Regions from separate parts of the Homo sapiens genome. Here region 2 is linked to region 1. The links are chromatin loops, found by intact Hi-C in ENCODE. Cell type or tissue: mammary epithelial cell. All regions are shown on one strand. Each heading gives the region's core, and the rest is flanking DNA. Links, peaks and the distances in the headings are about the cores only. Region 1 overlaps HTR2A (5-hydroxytryptamine receptor 2A). Region 2 has its middle 160 kb from the start of LINC00562.

Region 1 (5,384 bases), core at 296-5,295:
ACTCTTTTGAGCAGTAAATGTATATTGATGTAACTGTGTCAGGATTGAGGATGAACTCAGGTTTCCGGCTACTGACAGTGGTAGAGTCCTAGGACATCTCTGTAAAAAGCAGGTGACTTTCCTATGACACTCATCAGGTAAACTGATGCTTTCAGATCCATCGGTTTATACTATTTATTAAAACCATTCTGCTTGGTTCCACAATCATCTATTGAGTGTACATTTATGTGTGAAGCAAATTTCTAGATATGAGAAATATAAAAATAATTAAAACAAAATCCTTGCCTTCAAACGAAATGGCTCGGCCAGGCACGGAGGCTCGTGCATGTAATCCTAGCACTTTGGGAGGCTGAGATGGGAGGATCACTTGAGGCCAAGAGTTTGAGACCAACCTGGGTAACAAAGTGAGACCTCCCTGTCTCTACAAAAAAAATCAAAAAATTATCTGATCCTTGTGGCACACAACTGTGGTCCCAGCTACAGGGGAGGCTGAGACGCAAGGATCACTTGAGCCCAGAAGCTCAAGGCTGCAGTGAGCCAAGTTCACACCACTGCCATTTCCTCCTGGGCAACAGAGTGAGACCCTATCACAAAAAAAAAGAAAGAAAAAAAGAAAATGACTAAACTGAAATGGTCTTAGTCAAAAAATATATACAGACTTATTTTTAGAATCATTTCAACTTATTTCCTTCTTACCTGGTTCAGAAACAAGTTTGTTTCAACTGTGAGAGTAGTTTTAAAAATAAGTTTTCCTGATTGGTTACCAATAAACACCAAACAAATAAAGGAGGGGGAAAATATCACTTGAGGCTTAACATTGCAATTAATTTAGAAATACGCACCTCAATCTCAAGCCAGTTTATAACTACCATAGTTTTGAGCAAAATTTTTCTTCTATTTCTCCAAAAACTCACTCATTTCAGTATTACTCATTGACACTGGGCTCCCTAATAGAAAAGCAGATATTATAATATTTCATTGAAATGGTTACTAAAGAGAAAAAGAGATTAACAACAGTTAATCCACCTTGATATTATAACACTCAAGGTTAAATTGCATGTTGTTATTAGAATCAATGTTATATATATGATTACAATGCTGAAGCATTTCTATTGAATGAGAAATAGTGTTTGCCCTAAACCTTTGGGAAAAAAATACAGATTTGAAAACTAAAGAATGTGGGAAGTGTCATTGTGTAATTTGGAAATGCATAAAATTCTCATTATGTCCTCATAGATATGTTGAAAGATGGTTCACTGTTTCAAAGATAGAATGTATAATATGCTGCTAGTACCAAGGCTGCATTTGAACTGAACTACTCCTTATGATATACCATACTAACTGATGAAAATATAAATGTTAAAATGTCTCCACTCTAATGTATTTTGCCTTCACTTGTAACTCTGCACATTTCATTATATATTAGGGAAAAGATTACAGATTCTACCCCCATATACTCAATCTTGATCAGAATGTACATTAATGTTGCCTGATAGATGTCTTTTGACTACCTATATATTACAAATGTGTATGTGTTTTTTTCTTCCATAAGTATCTATTCAAGTGTATACTGTATAGGCAAATGTGTAGCTGTATATATGTACAGACATGTTCTCATGCACTTTATTCAATATTTATATATTTATATGGACGAAAAGCAAGTCAATGAAAACACTCAGTATATACACATGTGTGCATGTTTGTATCATGTTTATTTAAATGTGAATTCATGTTCTAATATTTCTATGACCTTCCATTGCTGCAAAGCAGATTAAAGTGTAACAAAAATATCAGCTCTTTAAATAAACTGGAAATTAATCTAATTTTGTGGAAGAACTTTAAGACAAGTCTATGAGGATGGCGAAAACAATGGTCCACATATATAGTTTCTTGATCCTAAATAAAATGGTACCTTTGGGCCCTTTGTTTAGTCTGGCAATTTTCTGACTACTATGGCTTTTTAAACAGACTCACACCTAAGTGAAACACAGTTGTCAAATGATTTATGGATCTGTGATTAAAGGATTCACTTTTAATGAATACTATTAAAACGGAGTAACAAACCTTGCTCTACTTTAAGTTGAATGATAGATTCCTCTATATTCAAAAAAAAGCAATTAACTGCCATAATTAGGGAAAACTGTTTAAAGCATACTGCATTTACTTGGCCACAGCGCCATCTCATGGTAATTTTTTAAAGTGCTACCGTAGCCAAATTGAACTAAGTCACTGTACTGCTTTCAGCAAAGGGTGCTCCTCCCATTTGTGCATCAATGAGACATATTTATAAAGTGCTAAATTATTCTGTGCCATATGTAACAAATACAGTGAAGATTATTTTATGAACTTATTTTAATCAAGGCGATGCTAAAAGTTTTCAAGAAAGGATAAATAACTGTAAATAAAGTAGACTCAAAAATGAATGAATTTTGTGTGAGTCCATAGCTGTGTCTACTAAACGGAATTACCCCAAATCTTCCAGGTCATCAGACTCAGAACTCCAGGTATCATCCTGATATTCGAGAGCAAAAAAGCCTGTGCTTCTGGAAGTCAGCCATGTCACAGAGCTAGGATCCATCCAGTTGGATTAGCTTTATCGCCATGATCCAGTTTCTAGTTATCTGCAGTAGAAATATGCTCCATGTTTGATCACTATGTCTGGTTCCACGAAGCCTAAGAACATAGAGAACAACTTCAGTGCCCTAAGAGATGTGCACAGGTGCGTGTGGTGTACACCAGGACATGCACACAGGTGTGCACACGCACAGATGCATTAACATATGCACACACACTCTCTCTCTTTCACAGGAGATCATTTCAGGAATTAAAGTAAACCAAGGAGGCATGGTGTCATTTAACAGTTACCCTCATTCATCATTTCATCTTTAACTGCAGGGAAAGTATATTGAGTGCCTACTGTGTGCCAAGCATTAAGCTGGTTGCTTTCCTTGCTTCACCAAATGGAATTTTCACAACAATCTGACAAGGTAGAATTATTTTTCTTTTTTACAGATGAAGAAACAGAGATTCAGAGTAGTTAGTAACATATTTAAAGTCACACTGCTGGCAAGAAAATTGGCAAGTTTAAGCCTGGGTCATCTGACTCCAAAGCATAAAATATTTTCCCAACCTCATGCAGTGCAGGGGAAAGATCACCTGTCAAAACCACAATAGGAGAGTTCCCATGTTGGCTTCTCCATTCACTGCTTATGTGAGTTGGAACCAGTCTCTTAACAACTCTGGGCCTTGATTTCACTGTCTGTAAAATGGAGCTGCTGGTACCCATCCTGGCTAACTGACAGAGTAATTTAGATAAGATCATGCCTATGGCTGTGCTTGATAACTTGTAAAACACCATGTAAATGTAATCAGTGTGTTAGTAAAAAGGAACAACTCCAAAGCCTCTGTAAATTATTAGCCATCAGAGCAAATTCTAGCCAAAACTGTGGGATAGGCAATATTATAATTCAGCAGCTTCTGCTACTCTCTTGGTGTTTCTCTTTTTCAAAAAATTTACTTCTGCTTTGTCCCCACCTTAATGCAGATCTCCCTTCTTTGGTGCTCTCTCTTATGACTTACATAAAAACTTTCCATCCCATATGCCATTCCCTTGGGTGTCAACTCTCTGGAAGACTACTACTAAGTAACTGAAGCTGATATGCCATTGTGTATCATTGACATCTCTTCAGCAGCCCACCATGATGAAAACCCAAAAGGCAGAAATCAAAGGAAAAATGTTAGGCATCAAGGAGACAAGTGAGAAGAAAATTTGGGGACAAGAAATGTTTTCTTGGTATCCCTGAAATGACCAACAACAACAACAAAAAAACAAGTATCTTCAAACACTTCATAACTTATATAAAGTTTTATAACTTAATATTGAATTTAATCCACAATAATAATGATGATTTTGAAAGAAACATTCAAGACTTTGAAGATTTCATTCTAAACTAAGAACATTAATGATGCATTTGTCCCAGCAAATATGCAATGAGACAAGACTTCTTTGTGAATTTCTGATTATTTTGGCATGCGGCTTGCTAAAACAAAATTTTTAAAAATTTTTTCCTTAATGGTTTACACACCAGTCTTAACTCTTTCTTTTTTTTTTTTTTTCTTTTGAGGTGGAGTCCTGCTGTATCACCCAGGCTGGAGTGCAATGGTGTGATCTCAGCTCACTGTGACCTCCGCCTCCCAGGGTTCAAGCAATTCTCCTGCCTCAGCCTCCTTAGTAGCAGGGATTACAGGTGCGCACCACCACGCCTGGCTAATTTTTTGTATTTTTAGTAGAGGTGGGGTTTCACCATGTTGGTCAGGCTGGTCTTGAACTCCTGACCTTGTGATCCCCTCGCCTCGGCCTCCCAAAGTGCTGGGATTACAGGCGTGAGCCACCATGCCCGGCCCAACTCTGACCTTCTTTTTTGATATTAACACCAGTATGTCCATCTGAGCCAGCGTTTTATGGGAAGTCTTCATACCCAATTGGAACCTTTTTTCATGTGGCCCAGTCACAGCAGAAGACAGACAGGAAACCGAGGTCCAGCCTGCTGCTGTTGTCTGACCTTGGACGAATCTGAGTTTTTCCTCCTTGAAGCATATAATAAGGGACTTAGGGTCAATTATCTCAGCAAGGAGTCTCTTCTATGTCTATGCTTATCTGAACACTAGAGAGTCCAGACAAGGCCTTGTTGAACCAAGGCACTGCTTCAGGTGCCAAGGATAATCTGGAATGCAGAACCCTCATGTTTTCTTAAATTCTCTAGATGGATTTCAAATAAATGACAACTTTATCTTTTATATGGGATGAGATAAATCAAATTGCTAAGTATCTAAGAAGTTTCTAAGATATGAGCCCAGGAGGCAAATATCAACATAAATGTTTGTACATTGGCATTTTCCTCACAGTTGGGCTCTCTTCTGCAGTTTCATAGCTACTACAATATTTTGGATTGGCCTTTTTAATAACCCTCAGGCTTCCTGAAGAACAAGTGCTCCTACTATTTGAGTTCAATTTCCCTGAAGGGTTAAAATTAAAAAGCCCAGATAGATTTAGAATTCATGGCGCAGAGAAGATCTCTTTTTTAAAAGCTAGATTTACATTGACAGTATGCCAAGGTCACTTAAGTTTTCATTTATAATTGAGATTATGAGACCTTAAAAAAGTATTTATTCTGTCTTCTAGAAAAACAGCACAATTTGTACTTCCTGTCCTACACTTATTTCAGATATTGAAAAGTAATATGCCATTATTCAGATAATCTTGTCTTAGTTAGGGTGACCCTAAGAGCAGAGTTAAGACTCAGGTGCAGGTTATTTATGCAGGAGATGCTCTGAGGGAGCCAACAGCATTAGAGAGGGAAGAAGTAAAAGTTTATTTAACTGTG
Region 2 (5,384 bases), core at 210-5,209, 940 kb before region 1:
ACAGGACACCCAGCTGAATTTGCACTAGATCTTAGCCAAAGGGCCAAGAAGTGATTGATGTCCAGTTAAACTTGAATTTCAGATAAACAATGCATATTTTTTAGTATAAGTAAGTTCCATACATCGTATAATTTATCTGGCAACCCTGTCCCCATGCTCTTGCATTTTTCTCAAATAGACACACAGAGAGATCAGCAAGGCCACTGCCCAGTGAGAGAATAAAATGCTAGTATCACTTCTGGTGGCCAAGTAGAATGATTCTCTTGGCCAGTTGCTTGCTTGACCTGAGATAGGGATCCCAGGGAAGGGTGGGGAAAACTCATAATGAATACTGCATTTCCATTGACTTGTATCCTCCAATGATTTCTTTGATTCTCAGGTTTGCATTTATAGACTAAGAGAGGGATGGGCAGTGAACTTTGAGAGTCTTCCGTGGTGGGTGTCCATCTCTAGTTGTGTGTTATGTGTTGTTTTCTTGGTCTCAGCTTGGGGTAGCTGGCTTCAAATTTTGGGAATTAGGAAAAACTCTCTTCCACATCCTGTACATACTACAACACAGCTGCATCAAGGCAATCCCAGACTTTCTCATCTGAAGTTGTGATAGAACTTGCTTTTGTTATTCTAAGTAGTCTCTTGTATTTCAACAGCATGTGGTGTTGGAATATGTCAGTTTCCACATGGTGAAAAAGGTTACCTTGTTTAGCTTCCCTCCCTTTTTCTTGTTTAAATATTTTAAAACAGTTTCTTGCTGCCTGTTTGAGAACTTGAATCTTCATTCAGACATCTGTTCTGGAGCTAGTGAGACTGTTAAGCTCTGATGTACCTGGAGTTCTCTGTGGTGTCGTCTCATACCTCTTCCTAAATTCCCTGAATGTCCTGCAGATGCTCTTTGCCCACAGTGTTGCAAGCACTACCCAGATCCCCCAAAGAGGACTCCGGCATTCACTTCCCAGGCTGCTGACAGCTCACAGCTCAGTCACTTCTAGGGAATCGCCCTGAGGTAAAGGCAACTGCTTCACCCAAGTTTCTGGCCCAAACCTGGGGACAGCCTACACTCTATACCTGGTCACTGGGGAAAGCTGAGAAGCAGATGACACAAAGGCCTGACCACTTCTGACATATTTAGGACAATCTCATGTCAACTTGAGGGTACCTCCGGAGGGTTAGTCTGTGTCCATTGTTTCAATAGTATTGCTTAATTCCTGAACTGTTCTTTGTTGTTGTTGTTGTTGTTATTAATGTCTTTTATACTAAAATGTCCTTCAAAACTAGCTTGGAAAACACAACAGGATTAAATCCCAAATGTTTCTATTTCAAATGTTGTTTTTTTACTGATTTTTTTTCTCAAAACTAGCTTGAAAACATGACATGCATTACAACATGCTTAATTTTCACATTTTCTGTTAAAAATAGTGTTTTCTACCAGATTTTTACTCAAAAGTTGCTTGAAACTTCACTTCATTTTTATCCCAGCAGGCACTCTGTACTTTTCTGTTAAGAATTCTTTTATTAGATTCTCCCTAAAAATTAGCTTGGAAACATGATTTCATCACAACACATTTAAATCCCCTAGTTTTCAGTGGAATTTGAGTGCATTTTGATGAAAATAATTTTTACAAGCTGGATTTGAGGAAAAAAAATCTAGTATAAAACAACTTTTCAACAGAAAAGTGTTTAAGAATATTGTGATGATAGTCATATTTCCAAGGTAGTCAGAGATTTCTTATTAGTATTATGTGATTGATTTTCTTGCCTGTTATAATAATTTATGAATAGACTTTATATTTATGAATAAATTCAGTTCGGCATGTTTTGCTTGTATAGATGTCTAACATTATTTATGACCTGATACCTGTCAAAAGGTTGTCTGTCCTTTGGTGAAACTCTTGCCATCTTGTTCCCACTCTTACCTAGTCCTCTTCATACCCTTAAAAAACATCCTCTGCAGCACACAGATATGTGGTGATATCATCCTCTGATTTAAATTCTTCCCCAGTTTTATGTCATCCAGAAACTGGGTTTGACCCAGTGTTCTGCAGTGCTCTTGGGCCATACATCATCCTCTGCAGCCACACAGGCAGCCACACAGCTGTGGAGGTTGGGGGCCTGGAGCCCCCTTGGATTCAGACTGATAGTTTCTGGTGTATCTAGTTCCAGAGTTTCCAATATAATTCCTCTATAAAAAGGATTCCAGGGATCTTTAAAAAGGCTCCTCTTTCTGTGATATGAGTTGCAAATTTTTTTTCCAGTTTGAATTGCTATATATACAGTACTACAGGACAATTATGGCTGTAACTTCTTTGTTTTTCATTTTAACAGTAACAACAACAGAAAAAACCACAAGGTAAGCGGAACTCGCTAATGCCAGATTTGGAGGAAGTTCACAGCATCTTCCTTTTAGTGTGCTTCCTGATATTTTATGAACTCTAGGGACTTACATGTATGTAAGGGTTGCGATTAGTGAGGGAAACATGGAGATGGGTCAGATATTGTCATTACTTCTTGCAGCCACACGGTGTCACTGTGAACAGTCAGTCATTTTGACAGATGCTGCCAGCCTGCTTCTGGCTCAGGTCTGTGTAAGCCACTGAGAATCTTTAAAGGTTAGTCTTCAGTGGTGTATAACCCACTGTTTCTTTGTCATGTTTAGTAAAGGGTATCACACACTTGAGTTCTTAGGGATACAGCTTTTGACACCCAATTCTTTCTGGCCCATTGAAGTCATTTTCCAAGGCACCAGAAGCCCCAAGAGCACTGTTAACAAACTGACACTGGAGTCTGCTCCTTGCAAAACAATGCCTAGCCAGGCACGATGACTCATGCCTGTAATCCCAGCACTTTGGGAGGCGGAGGCAGACGGATCGCCTGAGGTCGGAAGTTCAAAACCAACCTGACCAACATGGAGAAACCCGGTCTCTACTAAAAACAGACAAACAAACAAACAAAACCAAAATTAGCCGGGCGTGGTGGCGCATGCCTGTAATCCCAGCTATTGTGGAGGCTGAGGCAGGAGAATTGCTTGAACCGGAGAGGTGGAGGTTGTGGTGAGCTGAGATGGTGCCATTGCACTCCAGCCTGGGCAACAAGAGCGAAACTCCATCTCAAAACAAACAAACAACCCAACAAAAAACAACAAAAAACAATTCCTTAGGTCTCTTTGCAAATTTATATTATTAGGGATTGGGCAACTTTTACCCTTTCACCTCTTGCACTATGAAGGGTCTCATTGCATTAACTTTCTTGAAGTTTAGGACTATCTACACTTCCTACCTTAACAAGGTAGGAACCCCAACACCTTCCCTAAAAGTCTTCCCTTCCATGGTGGTTTTCCTTTCATGCTAATTAAGATGAGTTCCTGTCATTCCTTGCTAGATAAGAGAATGACTTTTCATCCTCCTCCAGTCCTTCATGTTTTACTCATTAGCAGCACACTCTCCAATTGATCTTGATCACTTCCTTTGAGAAGTTAATGTCTGTCAAAAGAGAAAAAGATATAAGGATATCATTATTTTATACTTTGATAAACATAACACTTTATAGCTTATTTTTTCCCCTTGTGTTTCAACAAAGTGAAAACGTCTTTAAGAGGGAACCTGATCCATCCCTCCTCACTGGGTGGGGCCTCCCTGCAGGAATTTCAGCAACTGCAGCCAAGGTTATATGGAAAGAACTCGGATCTCTCCCTGGGATGGAGCCCCTCAGGGAGGTGCAGCTGACATCTCTGTGGTTCAGTCAATGCAGCCTTGCCAACCTGCTGGCTCTGGAGAGTCCAGGCAGTCTGGACGAGGAAGGGTTCCCCTCAAAACAGCACACCTGCTCTACCCAAAGCAGCCAGACTGCTCCTTCAAGAAGGATTCTGATCCTGTCCCCCAAGACTGGGTGAGACTTCCCAAGAGGGGTCTCCAGACACCTCCTACAGGAGCATCCAGGCTGACAACGGGTCACTAGCCCCCTGGGATGGAACTCCCAGAGGAAGGAGCAGGCTGCCATCTTTGCTATTTCACAGCCTTCATTGGTGATACCTCCAGGTAAGGGGAAAACTGAGGCAACTAGGGTCTGGAGCGATCCCCCAAGAAACTGCAGCAGCCCTGTGAAAGAATGGCCTGACTATGAAAAGAAAAACAAACAAATGGAAAGCAACAACATCAACATCAACAAAAAAGACCCCACAAAAACCCCATTTAAAGGTCAGTAGCCTCAAAAATGGAAAGTAGATAAGCCCACAAAGATGAGAAAGAATCAATGCAACAAGGCTGAAAACTCAAAAAGCCAGAGTGCCTCTTCTCCTCTAAATGACCACAGCACCTCTCTGGGAAGGGCACAGAACTGGGCAAAGGCTGAGATGCCTGAATTGACAGAAGTAGGCTTCAGAGAGTGGCTAAAAATGAACTACGCTGAGCTACGGGAGAATGTTGTAACCCAGTGTGAAGAAGCTAAGAATCATGATAGAACAATACAGGAGCTGATAACCAGAATACCCAGTTTAGGGAGAAACATAACTGACCTGATGGAGCTGAAAAACACAACATGAGAAATTCACAGTGCAATCACAGGTATCAATAGCAGAATAGACCAAGTGGAGGAAAGAATTTCAGAACTTGAAGACTGTCTTTCTGAAATACAATAGGCAGACAAGAATAGAGAAAAAAGAATAAAAAGGAATGAACAATGCCTCTGAGAAATATGGGACTATGTAAAAAGACTGAACCTATGACTGATTGAGGTGCCTGAAAGAGACTGGGAGAATGGAACCAAGTTGGAAAACATACGTAAGGATATCATCCAGGAGAACTTCCCCAACCTCACAAGACAGGCCAACATTCAAATTTAAGAAACCCAGAGAACCCCAGTAAGATACCCCATGAGAAGATCTATAATATCATCAGATTCTTCAACATTGAAATGAAAGAAAAAATATTAAGGGTAGCCAGAGCGAAAGGCCAAGCCATCTACAAAGGGAAACCCATCAGACTAATAGCAGACCTCTCAGCAGAAACCCTAGAAGCCAGAAGAGATTGGGAACTAAGGGGACTAATATTCAACATTCTTAAGTAAAATAATTTCCTACTCAGAATTTCATATCCAGCCAAACAAAACTTCATAAGTGAAGGAGAAATAAGATCCTTTTCAGACAAGCAAATGCTGAGGGAATCCACCACCACCAGGGCTGCTTTGAAAGAGCTCCTGAAGGAAGCACTAAATATGGAAAGGAAAAGCCATTACCAGCCACTACAAAAACACACTGAAATACACAGACCTGTGACACTATAAAGTAACCACATAAAGAAGTCTGCAAAATAACAAGCTAGCATCATGATGACAGGATCAAATTCACACATAACAATATTAACCTTAAATGTAAATAGGCTAAATGCCCCAAATAA

The links. Peaks named below come from ENCODE experiments on the same cell type or tissue, not always from the same donor. Only the 100,000 strongest peaks of a DNase experiment are listed, where the experiment ranks them.
Region 2: a loop joins it to region 1, with 14 times the contacts of the local background. A loop is called at or near these places in 74 of 110 quality-filtered maps.

The regions. Positions count from the first base shown.
Region 1 is chr13:46,828,585-46,833,968 of GRCh38, reverse strand. HTR2A (5-hydroxytryptamine receptor 2A) reads left to right here. Exons shown (of 4, transcript NM_000621.5): 4 at 1-2,423. Among named protein-coding and RNA genes, the nearest start is that of HTR2A-AS1, 21 kb to the left of the region's middle. In mammary epithelial cell, for the core only: a CTCF peak has its summit at 2,187 (motif pointing left); no DNase peak of the experiment used is centred there.
Region 2 is chr13:47,771,465-47,776,848 of GRCh38, reverse strand. No RefSeq gene overlaps it. Among named protein-coding and RNA genes, the nearest start is that of LINC00562, 160 kb to the left of the region's middle. In mammary epithelial cell, for the core only: a CTCF peak has its summit at 2,519; a DNase peak (open chromatin) is centred at 2,548.